Linked DNA regions of Homo sapiens: region 2 is linked to region 1. A link is a loop called in an ENCODE intact Hi-C map of the cell type or tissue named here. Cell type or tissue: mammary epithelial cell. All regions are shown on one strand.

Region 1 (2,500 bases):
AACCATGGAATAAAACTGACGTGGTCTGTCACCTGTTTCTGAATGAGCTCCTGTCCCTTCTCTGGATGCATATGTACAAGATTCAGCTGGGGAGATACTGACCTCCGGAAAGGATAAATATCTCGAACATAGGTCTGTGTGGATTACATAAAGAGACAAAAAAAAGAGTTCAAAAGATTAAACATCTTTTCTCATTTCTTCTTTACCCAAAGATCTAAGCACTAGGATGCTATGCCAGGAGAAAAGCAGCTAAAGGCAATGTACTAAACAACACTCTGGAAGATCACTGTAAAGTGATGTCAGCGAGCATCCTGAGGCCCTTCTGCTCATTAGATCAGATCAGCATGGTCTTGTTTAACATGGTAGAAAAGAGATGCAAAACAGCATTCAAATTCCAAATAGACACACACAGGTATTATACGGGCAACGTAATTTTTCATGTAATAATGATCAATACCTAAGTGTCTTATCTAGCTTATCTCATTTAACTATTACAACTGCTCTAGCATGGATACCATTATCATTACCTTCATTTTACACACAAGAAAACCAAAGGGTAGAAAGGTGAAGTCGCCAGTCAAAAGCCCCATTGATAGTAAGATGGTGTGACCCAGGTGGCCATACTATTACCTTCTAAACAGCGATGCCTCCCTGACTGTGAGCCACCCTCAGGTAGGCATGATAAGCCTTTGGCACAACTCAACGGGGATGTCACTACTGGTGTCTCACCTTATTGTAGTGGATAAGGTTCCATCGTTTATCCATAAGAAAATAATGTGTTGACTGGGATTCTGGGATATTAAAAAACTCCAGACACTCCTAGAACAATAGCAACAAATTTTAATAAATGTTTATCAGGAAGATATTATGTGCTAGGTAGTAAGGTGACAGATACAAATTTTGAAAAAACAAGGTAACCTCTTACGAGAATTATCTGTATATATTGATGTCTTATGTAAACTGTATACGTTAGATATGTGTGTGTGTATATGTGTATACACATACACACACACATATATATATACACATATATATACACACATACCATGGCTGCATATATACCCACACAGAGCTATCCAAAGAATGGTACGATAAAGACTGATAATGTGATATGGACCATCTGATCTCATAGTGCCCAAAGATGTACAATTATAATTCAGACTGAGTGATGGACTGTGGAGGAACAGTGGCACCTACTGGTCTCAGCATCAGGAAGAAAGCATGTTTGAGAAACACTTAAGAATAATATAAACTATCATGCACTGTGCACATTATATACTATATACTAGGCATAGATAACTTGTATAACCTGAACTAGTATCTCAGTACTGTTGAAAATGAAACTGAGACTAGAGAAGTCTTATCACTTGATTTAGGTCACACTGGTTGTGGTGAAGGCAGCGTTTGAATATACTCTGTTTGCCTTCCTGCTATCCTACCATTCATCGTGAGTATAAAAATGGAGTATTTGTTGAAGTTGGGCCTTAGAAATTCTCTGGAGATGTCTGAATGAGGACAAAAGGAGTAGTAATGTCCCTTTCTACTGAAATAAGATGCACGAGTTTGGAAAAGTTGATTTTTTTTCCAAAGGTCTCTTCTACTTACATCTGGGCCCAGAACTATGTTCCTGAAAATCAGATTACTAAAAGTTTACTGACTAAAGTCAGTAGAAGTGGGGAAAATTATGGAAGGAAATAGCATAAGGAAATAATAGTGGGGCAGATTTTAGAAGAGTAAAGAAATGCATACATCCATTTAAAGACAGAAAAATGCCATTTTATTCTAAAATGGATCTTCAGTGAGGTGGCCATAGCATTGTCCTTAAAAATTGTTTCTGTTAAAAGTCATTCCTACCTTCAACAGGGCTTCAAATTGAGTGTCTTCATGGACTGGTAACTGGGTTGGGATATCGCACTCATTCTGTCCATGAACTACCAAGGTTTTAGTACCTACAGATGATAAAAATAATAACAAACTGACTTTTACTATAGAAAATTTGTATTTTAAAGCATAAAATATTAAAATATTATCAATAAGCTGATGTTTTTACTGTTAATTACAATTCTTAATTCATAGTTACATATATATTTTATTTATTTTTAACCTGGAAATTTAAGATTAATATACATATATTTTAAATATATTCACTTATTAAAAGTGATAGGTATGGAGTTCCCAATACTTTTAAAAAATTTTTATTTTTAGTAGAGACGAGGTTTCGCCATGTTGTCCAAGCTGGTCTCAAACTCCTGACCTCAAGCAATCCACCTGCCTCGGCCTCCCAAAGTGCGGAGATTACAGGAGTGAGCCACCGCGCTAGGCCAAGTTCTCAATACTTCTACCTGTCTTTTACATGCATAATTGTATTTAAATCTCATAGCCACCCCATGATGTGGGTGTTATGATTTTTTATCTTACAAATGAGGAAAAAGAGAAATGGAATAACTTAAGAGACATATTTATTTAGTGGAAGAGTTAGAATTCAAACCTCAAGCATTTC
Region 2 (2,500 bases), 160 kb after region 1:
CATTTTCTTTTACACGTGTAATTGCATATATGAAAGAGAAGTGGATCTCGATGGTTTTCGGTATCCACTCTTAATCTGAAGACTTCTAAGATTTTAAATCGCCAGTGGTCAGAAGTGGTGCATTACTTACGTGTACAGTCATAATAAAAACTGAAAATTGAACACGGCTTATGGGTCATAATTTCCAGAATCTAATATCTTATCTGATAAATCTCTAAAATAACAATAATAAAGAAAACCTTTTCTGTTTATTGGAATAGGTGTCAGGCCTTTCCGGGGTTGTGGGGGAAGGTCCCTTATCACAAATCCTCAGGAGATTTAACTGGGGAGATTAATCTGAGCAAAACGGTTAACAAGTGGGCATAGCAGATATTCGCCAAACAGGAGCTGGAAAAACAACAGGTCACTGGGCTAGAATTACAGCAGGAGATGGAGGGGGAATTGGACGCAGGAGCACAACCAGTCATAATTATCTAGCTCCCCGCCCCCTCTTCCCAGGCTCTCTGCCCTCCCACCCCCTAAAATAATGTATACATTTATGCGACAACTGCCAATCTGCTTGTCGTCAAACTTCACTGAAATATATACATATATATACATATTTTAATGCGTGTTTTTAAGCTGGTGCAGAGGGCTTGTTTTCCAGCCCCAGAGAGGGAGCTGCAGGCTGTGGCGCGGCCTCAGCGGCGGCGGCGGCAGCGGCGACCCGGGCGGCCCCAGGAGCGCCCCCAGCCCAGGGCGGCCCGCGGTGCGCCCTCTGCGCCCCTCACCTGGTTTGCCGCCACAGGAAGGTCTGGATGGGCAGGGGGATGCCGCGGCCGCCGTCCTGCTCCTGGCCCTCGGAGCTCTTCCTCTTCACCATAATGGTGGCTCCCGGGAGTCCTACTGCAGGACCCAGCTCTGTCTCCTCGCTAGCCGCCGCCGCCGCCTCCTCCCGCTGCTCCCAACTCTCATCCCCTCCTTCCCCGAGGCAGAGCCGGCTCTCTCCGCCCTGATCCCCCGTGCCTCTCCCCTCCCCCCACCCCTCCCCGCGCGTGGAACATGGCTGCGGGAGGAGGGGAGGGCTGGAGGAGCCGCGGAGCGAGGAGGGGGGCGCTCGGAGCAGCGGTCCGCCTCGCCGCCCCCGCACCCGCTCCCTGCTTTCAGCACCTCCCACTGTGGACAGCGGCCCGCGCCGGGCTGCACGGCCGGAGAAGCGAATCCGGGGCAGCTTGAGCCGCAGGGGTACGGCCCAAGAAGTCCACGCTCCGCATCGCAGGCGCTCGTCCCCTGCGCGGCCTCTTCAGCCCCCGGAATTCGGCTTTCCCCGCTCCGAGCTGCACTCAGGAGTGTCCCCTGTCCTGCTTTCCAACCTCAGCATCCAAACTGTCGCCGTCTGGGTAGGAGGAGCTTTGGGGAACCGCAGAGCAGTCGCTAACCCTGGCATCATTCTCACCTCCAGCAAGGAGATCAGGAGTCCAGGGGTTAGCCGGAGGAACACATGAAAATTATTAGAAGTGTAAACCAGGAAGGTGAGGCAAGGTTGGCAAGTGAGAGGAAGCTTGAAAGATCTTAGATATGAGAAGTTATTTTTATATGATAACCACAAGAAATAAACCTTGTTTGTTTTCCTAAAGCAGGAATACAAAGTTCCCAAAGTAACCAGTTGTGGATATCAGTTAATTGCAAATTGAGGAAGAACATTTGAATCATGCTGTGAGGAAATGTGGTTTATTACAGTCCATTAAATGCACTTGGGTGATCCTGTTCGCCCCCAGTGATAGCTACCATTTTCCTTCAGTTGTAATAGTCAAATGCTTATATGTTACATATATTAATATTTTATAGTTGGATTGCTGTTAGATATATTATCTAGGAGTAAAACAAGTAGGCCGGGGAGGGGGGTGAGGTGGGGTGAAGCAATCGGAATAGTAACTACCTGCAATTCCTCCTCCTCCCCCTCCTCCTTCTCCTTCTTCCTCCTCCTCCTCCCCCTTCTCCTCCTCCTCCTCTTCTCCTCCTTCTCCTTCTTTCTTCTTTCTTGTTCTTTGACGGAATCTCGCTCTTCAACCAGGCTGGAGTGCAGACGTGTGATCACGACTCACTGCAGCCTTGACCTCCCAGGCTCAAGAGATCCTCTCAGCTCAGTCTCCCCAACAGTTGGGACTACAGGTGTGCACCACTACTCCCAGCTAATTTTTTATTTTTGTAGAGATGGGGGTCACACTATGTTTCCCAGGCTAGTCTCAAACTCCTGGGCTCAAGCAATCCTTTCACCTTGGCTTCTCAAAGTTCTGGGATTACAGGCATGAGCCACCATGCCTGGCCTCATCTTTTAGAGCAAAGATATTGGTGTAATCCATGAAATGAAGAATCAGACTCCAGGTCCTAATCTCAACAGATGTAATATTTCATATATAATTAACAGCATAGTATATATCAATATTTTTTGCCATAGAAATAAATTCTTCATTTACTTTCTTGAAGTTATCTTTTATTATGAATCTCAAAAATATGGATC

Evidence for each region. Hi-C counts contacts between places; a loop is a spot of excess contacts. Peaks named below come from ENCODE experiments on the same cell type or tissue, not always from the same donor. Only the 100,000 strongest peaks of a DNase experiment are listed, where the experiment ranks them.
Region 2: it touches region 1 in a loop (2.6-fold over the local background); 3 of 110 quality-filtered maps call a loop at or near these places.

What each region holds. Positions count from the first base shown.
Region 1 is chr2:209,935,163-209,937,662 of GRCh38, reverse strand. UNC80 (unc-80 subunit of NALCN channel complex) reads right to left here. Exons shown (of 65, transcript NM_001371986.1): 40 at 1,855-1,949; 41 at 730-819; 42 at 33-134. Among named protein-coding and RNA genes, the nearest start is that of RPE, 66 kb to the left of the region's middle. In mammary epithelial cell, a CTCF peak has its summit at 1,205 (motif pointing left); no DNase peak of the experiment used is centred here.
Region 2 is chr2:209,770,435-209,772,934 of GRCh38, reverse strand. UNC80 (unc-80 subunit of NALCN channel complex) reads right to left here and starts at 1,103. Exons shown (of 65, transcript NM_001371986.1): 1 at 771-1,103. The coding sequence starts at 862. In mammary epithelial cell, no CTCF peak of the experiment used is centred here; a DNase peak (open chromatin) is centred at 1,174; H3K4me3 peaks cover 704 bases; H3K27me3 peaks cover 223 bases.